Linked DNA regions of Homo sapiens: region 2 is linked to region 1. A link is a contact called in ENCODE Hi-C or POLR2A ChIA-PET data. All regions are on one chromosome and are shown on one strand. Each heading gives the region's core, a stretch centred on a gene start or an enhancer-like site at or near the end of the contact. The rest is flanking DNA. Distances are from core to core; before and after follow the strand shown.

Region 1 (5,609 bases), core at 1,501-4,000:
AAGTTGAACTGGAATGTTCTCGAATTAACATTTGGGAGCTGAGAGAATGTCAGCCGGAACTTCAGCTTTGCTGAGTCTCCCATTCTCTTTTGGAGAATGTAATCCACTAACATATGGTGTCCTGGTTGAAATGATCAGAGCCACAGCTTGAAGGTCTGTAGCATGGGTGGGGACTGACACATGTGAGCACCGATGCTGCTCCCTCCGGCTGACCTCTGCTGCTCTGTTTGCTCATCACTTACTAGGAGATTGTGGCCCCGGTGGATTAGAGGGATGAGCACAATTTATGCCCAAGAGGCTCTCCATTCCTTTAGGCAAGGGATGCTTCAGGATCGAGCATGGGGTGTTTCATTTCTTTTCCCTCTCAACTGAAGAGCGTTTTGATTTCCAGCACAATTATTATTTTTGAAAGAAGCAATAGTGTGTAGGACAAGTATTTATTATTGTGACAGCAGAGAGATTTCTGTGAAGCTCCCCTTAAAGTTCCACCTTGAGCACTTGCCCTGGGGTGAAGGGTTCAGTCCTGTCTCACACTGCTCAGTTGTGCCAGGCTGAGCAGTGCAGGGTTTTTCTACCTTTTCACCAAGAGGATGTTCTCTTAATATATGTCCCTTCTAGTCCATACTAGACTCTAACCTTCTGAAGGTCTGGTAAGGGTTTTTGTTGTTGCTGTCATTGTAGTTTTGTTGTTTTTTTAAAATTTTTTATTGGTATCCTTTATGGTACTCAGCAAACACATTGTATAACAAACACTTGAGAACCTGCTATGGAGCAGCCACTGTGCTGGGTGACAGAGATGCCACAGTGAATCAGTCATCGTCCCTGCCCTTGTGCAGTTTAGAGTGTACAGGGGAAGAAGGCATGCAACCAGGAATTACCCTATAAGTATTTAATTATATTCATGGTATGTCCTGGAGGGAAAGTAGAGGGTGCTGTGTATACCAAAGAACTTAATCATATGGGAGTGAGGGCCAGGGACCATCAGGAAAGGCTTAGCAAGGAAGTAACGTTTAGCCTGAAATCTGAAGGATGATTACTAGGAGTGGCTCAGGCCAAGAATGGGGTGAAAGGGCCAAAGGGAGAAGCATGTGCAAAGATCCTTAGGCAGATTGGAGCATAAGCAATGCTGAAGAAGAAAGAAGGCTCTTGTGGCTGGAACAGAGTGAGCACTGGAAGGTGGAGGTGTATGAGCTAGGTTGGAGAGAGACCACATCACTCTGGGAATTGCGGGCCTTGGTCAGTATTTGGAGTTTTATTCTAAGAGGGGTGAGAAGCCATTGCGAAGTTTCAAATGATATTAAGTTTCTGATGTCTTTCAGCATATCTCTCTACATTTGCCAGATAGCTAACTCTGTGGCAGCAGTACGGCAAAGGTGGGGGCGGGTAGCTTGTGGAAAGGCCCTTTCTTGGTTAGCCTTAGCTGATAGCCCAGGCCCAATGTGCTGTGGTTCTAGGTGCAGTAATCAAAAAGTCTCTGGTATATGTGAACCAACTTGATTTCTTAAACTCTTCCCTTTTGTTCCAGGCAAGTATTTTTCCTGGAAAATTAATTTTTGAGAGGAGGAGGGAGACTCTTGCCAAACCCCTAAAAAGAACCTCCTGAGCTGGAGATCCTCCCCAATCAATCATAACAGTCCTGGAGAGAAAGAACCAATAGCCAGGCCAGTGTGCCATGTTCAGCCTGGGCTGTGGCCTCGATTGGGTTCTGTTGATGTTTCTGTACCACCTCCACAACCACCACCGTTTGCCAGTCTCTGATTTTGTGCCCACAGCTTGAGTGGGGAGAGAGGGAGTTGAAAACCTCAAGTCATCCCCCATCTGGGTGTTCTATCTGCTTGGGGAAAGGACTGCTTTGACATGTTCTCCAGAAGGAGCTGGCACATGATGATTTTTAATTGAGGCAAGTGAGGAGAGATTGACATTAAAAAAACAAACCCCAAGCCCCCACTGAAATCAGTGTTGACACATGCTTTGCATTGACCTTTTCTCCTGGAAAAAGCTTTGCTGTGCTCCTTGCCATCTGTTCTAGAGTTTTGAAAACTTTTGTTCCTTCCGAAGCTTTTGGCAAAGTTGTCTTCAATGTAAGTTGTGGATGGGTGTTGATCAGCCTCTTGGGGGTCATTCCTTGTGGGAGCTCACAGATGCTGTGGATAGAGCACCCAAGTTCTCACCATGGAGAGGACACTCTCCCACTTGAATAGTGCACCCAGGTTCTCACTGTGGAGAGGACACTCTGCCACCTGAATAGTCCACCCAAGCTCTCACCATGGAGAGGACACACTCCCACCTGAACAGTGTACCCGAACTCTCACTGTGGAGAGGACACTCTGCCACCTGAATAGTCCACCCAAGCTCTCACCGTGGAGAGGACACTCTGCCACCTGCATAGTGTACGCAAGCTCTCACTGTGGAGAGGACACTCTGCCACCTGAATAGTGCACCCAGGTTCTAACTGTGGAGAGGACACTCTCCCACCTGAATAGTGCACCCAGGTTCTTACCGTGGAGAGGATACTCTGCCACCTGAATGGTACACCCAAGCTCTCACCATGGAGAGGACACTCTCCCACCTGATCAGCTAGACAGGCAGAGCTGTGGGCAGTCCCTCTTGCCTTTCACTGTGCCATTTCTCTTCTCCCTTCCCTGGGAGTGGAGGTGTTCCTGCATGATCTGCTGCTGCAGGGAGGGGACGGCAGCTTGAGAGGGGACACCAGTTGGCACCCTTGCAGTCTAGCCCTGGTCCGGCCACTAGGTGGCAGTACTAAGGAGGATGCTTAGGCTTTTCACTGTGTTTTAGTTTCCCAGTTGGTCAAGTGGAGGTTGTAGTACATGACCTGCTGACTTCACAGGCCCTTGTAAAGATGGAAGCAGGGCTGTCTGGTTCAGTCCTAGCTTAGAAATGTGTTTTCATTAAACTGCACAAGGTTTAAGAGATTTTTAAAAGTTTGTTGCCTGATTTTTAAATCAGGAGCTCTCACCTAAAGATCCAGCTGTTTTTAGCAGTCAAAAGACTTGACAACTCTTAGCCCACGTTCCTTCGTGACAGCAATTGGCTGGCATTGAGGAATGGCTGCCCCATGAGCAGGGGCATGAACTTTCTCAGGGCCACCGGCCCCACTCCTCCCTGTGATCTTCCTGACAGTGAGTCTGTGTCATCACACACCCTCCATACGTTTTGTTAAAGCTGGACTGTGTCACTCCTTTATGTGATCTCCCTGGCTCTTCAGGCATTTGGGTTTGTGCTCTTGATCTCGAGAAGATATTCCAGATTTAGAATTTTATGATAAGTAATGTATCATACAAATACAAAGTGGTTTTTGCAGGGAGGTGGGGGTGGAAGGGAAAGGCAGGAACACCTTCTGTGTGCTAGGTGCTTTGCTTATCATTTGATCATCCCCAAAGCTTTGAGGTAGGAGTGGGGGTGGGGAGGATATTGTGAGTTGGTGCACAGTCCTGATTGAAGGACTATGACCTAGGGGCTGGTTGATACAATCACGTGGTCAGATAGCCTGCATGTCAGAAGAAGGGCTTTAGCATGAAGTGAAAGCCCTTGGCAGGTAAGAGGACAGCCTCAGGGAAATTGTAGCTTACCTGAGCCAGGATTCGAACTTAACCTGTTGGGCTCTAAAGGAATACTACATGTCTCAAGGTGAAGCGGGGCATAGCTCCTTCCCTAAAAGCTGCCTGTACACATCTACACCTTCGGTAGGCATGTAAGTGAGGGCTATTTGCATGACTTGTAGTGGTGTAGTCTTTTTGTCTTTATAAAATACTTATACCTAGAGCTGTAGAATATTTGGGGGGTAAATTTTTCTCTCCTTTGTAGCAGAATTGCTCCTTTTTTTTTTTCTAGCCTTTCTCCAAAATTACACAGCTAAAAGTAGAGCTACTTTGAAGGTGAGGAGGAAGCAGTATACAGAGCCCTACCCTTGTAAGGGAGGGAGGTCAGTTTTTCCTCGTGCAGCCACTGAAGTACCTTCTGTAATCCTAGGGCTTGGAGGAACCCAGTTTAAATAGTAGCACTCATTTAGTCTTAATTTCTTTTCTTTTCTTTTTTCTTTTTTCTTTTTTTTTTGAGATGGAGTCTCACTCTGTCACTCAGGCTGGAGTGCAGTGGCGTGATCTCGGCTCACTGAAACCTCCGACCCCCTGATTCAAGCAATTCTCCTGCCTCAGCCTTCCGAGTAGCTGGGATTACAGGCATGCGCCACCACACCCAGCTAATTTTTGTATTTTTAGTAGAGACAGGGTTTCACCATGTTAGCTAGGACGGTCTCAATCTCCTGACCTCGTGATCCACCTGCCTCGGCCTCCCAAAGTGCTGGGATTACAGGCGTGAGCCACCGCGCCTGGCCTAATTTAGTCTTAATTTCTGCCCATGAGGAAATGAAGGCCAGAGAGATCCAGCAACTTGTTCAGTGTTCATTTACGTCTCCTGGATGAAACCCACTTTAACTGAATTATCTGTCTGATTCCTTAGAAAAGCTTCAGAACACTATTATTTTATGCTTGTTTTCTGCTTTAAGTAAGCAGCATCTGTTGAGTTTCACCTTATTTTAAAAGAGAAACAAAGAGTTTGTAGGGCAGAAAATTGGAAAACGAAGAGCAGAAAATGGGCCTGGATGCGGTTTTTCTTCATTTGGTATCCTCCAGCTCTTTTGGCTTGTGTCATCTTTCCATCTCAGACAAGTGGACTTCATTCCCAAAAGTGTATATAGGACTTATGTTAGGAGTGCAGTTTCCTTTTACCTGCAAGAAATAAACAGTTGGTGATTTCAGTGCCTAGAATCTAGGCCTGATTTTAAAATATCCAGCAAACCTCTTTGGCAGCAAACCCAGAAACCCTGTCTCAGCACCATGATGGGCTTCTTTGTCTCATATTCCTAGTCTAATCATTCTCATTATTTGCCCAGCTGTTTCCCATCACTTCTCAGATAATCACTTTGGTGTGTTTCTCCTCTTCCTGCTCACCTTACCTTCCCTTCCCTCACTTTTCCTTGCAAAGTGGAAGTCACTGGTGTCCTGATTCATTCAGAACAGCCCCTGGGACTTGGCACCCTCTACCATGATTCAGTGTTTGAATATAGAGCCAGAAGATATACTACTTGCTTCTTCTTCCAAAGCCCCATTGCTGAATTGAATATCATGGTGACGCCCCCAAGGAGAGTGTTTAAATCTTTGTCTTTATTTATTTTTCTACAGACAGGGAGGGTCTCGCTCTGTTGCTCAGGCTGGAGTGCAGTGGTGCCATCATAGTTCACTGTAGCCTCAACCTCCTGGGCCCAAGCAATCCTCCTGCTTCAGCCTCCCGAGTACCTAGACTACAGGCATGCACCAGTGCACCTGGCTAATTTGTCTGTTTATTTGTTTTGTTTTTGAGATGGAGTCTCGCTCTGTCGCCCAGGCTGGAGTGCAGTGGTGCGATCTCAGCTCACTGCAACCTCCGCCTCCCAGGTTCAAGCAATTCTCCTGCCTCAGGCTTCCGAGTAGCTGGGACTACAGGCGCACACCACCACGCCTGGCTAATTTTTGTATTTTTAGTAGAGACGGGGTTTCATCGTGTTAGCCAGGATGGTCTTGATCTCCTGACTTTGTGATCTGCCCGCCTCG
Region 2 (5,609 bases), core at 2,022-4,521, 130 kb before region 1:
ATCACCATCTTGAGAAGCAGAGACAAAGCTTGGTAGCGCAGAAAGGACACAAGCCTCAGAGTGACAAGGACCAGAATTGAATCCCCCTCATGATCGAGTCTCAGTTCCTTCATCTGCATAATGGAGACAGTAACAGTTCACACTTGCCCATCGCACAGTCCTGCCCCGCCCCACCTAGTCAGAGCCGACAACGCAGCTTGTCCCCAGGATCCATTCCTTCCATAGGTGACACTCCTGCCCCCAGGCCCTCTGGTCATCCTTCTCTGCCGCCCTAGGCTCCCACTATCTGCACCTCATGGCTGTCCCCACTCTGTTCTGGCCTTCTCAATGAATAAAAGCTCCCTGTGGAGAAACAACAGGGAGATGTCGGGGGAAGAGGCCAGCCAAGGAAATGGAGGGAGTTGAAGGGCAGTTTTTTAGCTCCATAAATTTCTGCGGGTGGGGGCTTCCTAGAAAGCTGGGCTTCATCTTCCATCTGCTATAGACTGAATGTTTGTGTCCCGCAAAATTCATAGGTTAAAATCCCAATCCTCAAGGTGATGGTATTAGGAGGCGGAACCTTTGGGAGGAAATTCATGAATGAGCAGAACCCTCATGAATGAGATTAGTGCTCGTATGAGAGAGACTCAGAAGAGCTTCCTTGCTCCTTCAGTCATGTGAGGACAGAGCAAGGTGATAACAACTATGAACCAGAAAGCAGGCCACATCAGACTCTGAATCTGCCAGTGCCTTGATCCTGGACTTCTCGGCCTCCAGATCTGTGAGAAATAAATTTCTGTTGTTTTTAAACCACTCAATCTATAGTATTCTTTTTTTTTTTTTTTTTTTGAGATGGGGTCTCACTGTGTTGCCCAGGCTAGCCTCAAACTCCTGGGCTTAAGAGATCCTCCCATCTCAGCCTTTCAAAGTGCTCAGGTTATAGGAATGAACCACTTTGCCCAGTCCCTGAGCCACCACACCTGGCCCCAGGTATCTTTGATGTTACCATTGTTAATGTTTAGGGCACCATAAACTGTGCCCATACAGAATAGCAAGCTTAATTAATAAATGTTATATACTGACTGCTCCACTGCTCAGACACAACAATATTGACATTAGGCCAATTAACAACCCTACGATGGCCTCTCAGTGTTCAAGTGAAAGGAAGAATCATGTGCATCTCTCATTTTTGAATCCGAAGCTAGAAATGATTAAGCTTAGTAAGCAAGGTGTGTCAAAAGCTGAGACAGGCCAAAAGCTAGGCTTCTTGTGCCAAACAGATAGCCAAGTTGTGAATGCAAAGGAAAAATTCTTGAAGGAAATTAAAAGTGCTACTCCAGTGAACACAAGTATGATAAGAAAGCGAAACAGCATTGATACGGAGAAAGTTTCAGTGAGCTGGATAGAAGATCAAACCAGCAACAACATTCCCTTCATCCAAAGCCTAGCCTAGAACAAGGCACTAAACTCTTTTCAATCCTGCGAAGGCTGGGAGACGTAAGGAAGCTGCAGAACAAAAGTCTGAGGCTAGCAGAGGTTGCTTCATGAGATTTAAGGCAAGAAGCCATCTCTATAACATAAAAGTGCAAGGTGAAGAGGCAAGTGCTGATGGAGAAGCTGCAGCAAGTTATCCAGAAGATCTAGCTAAGATCATAGATGAAGGTGGCTACACTGAACAATAGATTTTCGATGGAGATGAAACAGCCTTCTACTAGAAGAAGATGCCATCTAGGACTTTCGTAGCTAGAGAGAAGTCAATGCCTAGCTTCAAAGGACAGGCGACTCTCTTGTTAGGGACTAATGCAGCTGGTGACTTTAAGTTGAACATGGTGCTCATTTACCATTCTGGAAATCCTAGGACCCTTAAGTATTATGCTAAATCTACTCTGCCAGTGCTGTATAAATGGAGCAACAAAGCCTGGATGACAGCACATCTGTTTATAGCATGGTTTACTGAATAATTTAAGCCTGCTGTTGAGACTTACTACTCAAAAAATAAAAAAGATTCCTTTTTAATATATTACTGCTTCTTGACAATGCACCTAGTCACCCAAGAACTCTGATGGAGATGTACAAGGAGCTGAATGTTGTTTTCATGCCTGCTAACACAACATCCATTCTGTAGCCCATGGATCAAGGAGTGATTTTTGACTTTCAAGTCTTGTTATTTAAGAAATACATTTGTAAGGCTGTAGCTGCCATAGATAGTGATTCCTCTGATGGATCTGGGCAAAGTAAATTGAAAACCTTCTGGAAAGGATTCACCATTTTAGATGTTATTATAAATACTCATGATTCATGAGAGAAGGGCAAACTATCAACATCAACAGAGTTTGGAGGAAGCTGATTTTAACTCTCGTGGATGACTGTGGGGTCTGAGACTTCAATGGAGCAAGTCACTGCAGATGTGGTGAAAATAGCAAGAGAACTGGAATTAGAAGTGGTACCTGGAGATGTGACTGAATTGCTGCAATCTCATGATTAAACTTGAACAGATGAGAAATTGCTTTCTGTGGATGAGCAAAGAAAGTGATTTCTTGAGATGGAAGCTGCTTCTGGTGAAGGTGCTGTGAGCAGTGTTGAAATGACAAGAAACGATTGAGAATGTTCCATAAACTTAGTTGATAAAGCATCAACTAAGGGTTTGAGAGGATGGAATCCAATTTTGAAAGGAGTTCTCCTGTGGGCAAAATGCTATCAAACAGCATCTCACAATACAGAGAAATCTTTTGTGAGAGGAAGAGTCAATAAATGCGGCAAATTTCATTGTATTATTTTAAGAAATTGCCACAGCCACCCAACCTTCAGCAACCACCACCCTGATCAGTCAGCAGTCACCAGTGTTGAGATGAGATCCTCCACTAGCAAAAAGATTTCAACTCACTAAAGGCTCAGATGACTGTTAACATTTTTTTTTAGCAAAAAAGTATTTTTAAATTAAGGTATATACTTTTTTAAGACGTAATGCTATTGCACACTTCATAGACTGCAGTATAGTATAAACATAACCTTTCTATGCACTGGGAACCAAAAAATCTGTGTGACTCACTTATTCCAAATATTTGCTTTATTGCAGTGGTTGGGATTGAAACCCACATAAACTCTGAGGTATGCCTGTATCTCAGAGGTAAGATTGCTGTTTGGTTGGAGATTAATCTTACAGGGTAAGGTAACTCATGCTTTCAGTCCACTGTTGGAAAGGCTTCTCCCAAGGGGATGCCAGCTCTCCCCAGCGTGGTTTCTCCTCCACTTCGTTGCTTCCATTCAATCACTGTCAAGAAGAGCATGCGGGTGTTGTTTTATTTCACACTCATGGGCTGCTGTTCTATGCTGCTTATTACAACACTTTCCACAACTTCTTTTTTCTCCCTCATCTCCAAAAATAGCAAATGACATTGCATGCCCAGATTTTCCACCTGAGTTTGTTTTTCATTTTTGAGGGAAATCAGCACGGGTGCTGAGTGCTGCCTCAGCACCAAATGAATACTGGTATGAACCCCAGGACAAAGTCAAAGGTTATACTCGTCTGCAATGCAGCTGCAAATCTGCCTTGATTCTCAGCGTGAGGAGAATGGATGCTGTTTATGGTGTGAGTACTATATATGGAAATAGCTTGAATGTGCCTGGATTTCTGCATTAAATATGTTCCTGGAATTTAATGTGTACTTTTTTTTTTTCTTTTTTGAGACAGAGTCTTGCTCTGTCACCCAAGCTGGAGTGCAGTGGCGCAATCATGGCTTTCTGCAACCTCGACCTCCTGGGCTCAAGTGATACTCCCACCTCTCAGCCTCCTGAGTAGCTGGGGCTGCAGGCATGCACCACCATGCCGGCTAATTTTTGTACTTTTTGTAGAGACGAGGTTTCGCCATGTTGCCTAGGCTGGTTAAATTTATCTTATAACAGCCTGGGCATGGTGGCTTACGCCTGTAATCCCAGCACTTTGGGAGGCCAAGGCAGGTGGATCACTTGAACCCAGCAGTTTGAGACCAGCCTGGGCAACATAGCAAGACCCCCTCTCTGAAAATATTTAAAATTTAACAATAAATAAATAAATTTATCTTACAACAAAGTTTACCCAGAATGACTGGTGTCTTAGTCCATCTGAGCTGCCATAGACTGGGTATTTTATAAACCATAGAAATGTATTGTTATGATGCTGGAAACCATCATTCTCAGCAAACTATCGCAAGGACAAAAAACCAAACACCACATGTTCTCACTCATAGGTGGGAATTGAACAATGAGAACACATGGACACAGGAAGGGGAACATCACACACCGGGGACTGTTGTGGGGTGGGGGGAGGGGGGAGGGGGGAGGGATAGCATTAGGAGATATACCTAATGCTAAATGACGAGTTAATGGGTTCAGCACACCAACATGGCACAGGTATACATATGTAACAAACCTGCACGATGTGCACATGTACCCTAAAACTTAAAGTATAATTAAAAAAAAAAAAGAAATGTATTGTTTACTGTTCTGGATCAAAGTCAAGGCACCAACGGATGTGGTATCTGGTGAGGGCTTACTTTCTGCTTCACAGGATATCTTCCTGCTGCGTTCTCACATTGTGGAAGGGGCAAACAAGCGCCCTTGGTTCTCTCTCACAGGGCAGTAATCCCATTCACCCCATTCACTTTAGGACCTCATCACTTCCTAAGGCACCACTTCTTAATACTACTGCATTGGGGATTAAATATGAATGTTGCAGGGGTTGAGGGGAGACACAAACATTCAGACCATAGCAACTGGTAAACAGTGTTTCCATGATAATCAGATACGTTGGAATAGGGAGACCAACTTTTTATATAAACCATGCGTAACCTGGTTTCTCCAGGCCACAGTAGCCAGGAGATTCAAGTGGGCTTTAGGACCACTGAGAACTCTCTGGCAGCTTCATGGGTGTGCAACCTGTACAGTTGTCCAGAGGTCTGCATTCAGAAGGGCCTGGTGCTTGGTTTAATGCTCAGCTGTCACAATCATGAAATTCTTAACTCTAAACAAGGGGCCTGTGTTGTCATTTTGCATTGGGCCCTGCAAATATTGTTCCCCATAGCTACTGCCCCTTGTTAAACCTAACCCCAAATATGTCCAGGAACCCCCTGGGAGTGGGTGTCACAGATGTTGATGAAACCACTCAGTAACCTACTTTGTGCCTGCTTCATTTCCTTCCTCTCCTGTCCCCACAGACACTGTGGCCCTGACATGTGGCAGTCCTTGGGGACCTGCAGGCAGGGTGCCATGTCCTCTGGAATCCCCAGAGGCCTGAAGACATGCTGCATGTTCCTGCAGAAGTGCTCCTGGCTCTCCTTGTGAAACACCTTATCTCTTGACCCCAAAGCCCATCTGCTTGAGCCCCAAATGTCTCACTGAGCTTAGCATGGAAACATGCTCCTCAGTTGTCTGCTTATGGCCCCTGTCCCTCTCTTAGACCCTAGACAGTGACCTGCTACCTCCCGTGTCTTCCTGGTTAGCTGCTCCTTCTCCGGCCTTCCCTTCTCCCCTTCCATCCACTTTCCTCCCCAGGGAGCTTACAGTTTCCCTTTGAAGTCCTCACTAAACACAGATGAGGACTCTTCAAAGAACTGCACCGACCAACTCTATGTTCTTCCGAACTGCATTGCAGG

What was found. Hi-C counts contacts between places; a loop is a spot of excess contacts on that map. ChIA-PET counts read pairs that join two places held with the same protein, here RNA polymerase II (POLR2A). Pooled maps may share reads with other maps.
Region 2: a loop to region 1 is called in a map of ACHN, with 7 times the contacts of the local background. The contact joins two enhancer-like sites. A Hi-C loop is called at or near these places in 3 of 168 maps with a recorded cell type or tissue (ACHN, motor neuron and upper lobe of right lung), 1 of 37 single-sample maps with no recorded cell type and 6 of 50 pooled maps. POLR2A ChIA-PET finds 5 or more read pairs at or near these places in 8 of 52 experiments (A673, AG04450, GM12878 and 4 more).

What each region holds. Positions count from the first base shown.
Region 1 is chr2:69,562,657-69,568,265 of GRCh38, reverse strand. All of the region lies in intron 2 of AAK1 (AP2 associated kinase 1), which reads left to right. Among named protein-coding and RNA genes, the nearest start is that of SNORA36C, 45 kb to the right of the region's middle. Within about 2 kb of position 2,750, at least 5 of the 41 ENCODE cell types and tissues checked have a DNase peak (open chromatin) inside an H3K27ac peak, as active enhancers do.
Region 2 is chr2:69,693,198-69,698,806 of GRCh38, reverse strand. It overlaps a transcript of ANXA4 not described here. Among named protein-coding and RNA genes, the nearest start is that of ANXA4, 46 kb to the left of the region's middle. Within about 2 kb of position 3,271, at least 11 of the 41 ENCODE cell types and tissues checked have a DNase peak (open chromatin) inside an H3K27ac peak, as active enhancers do.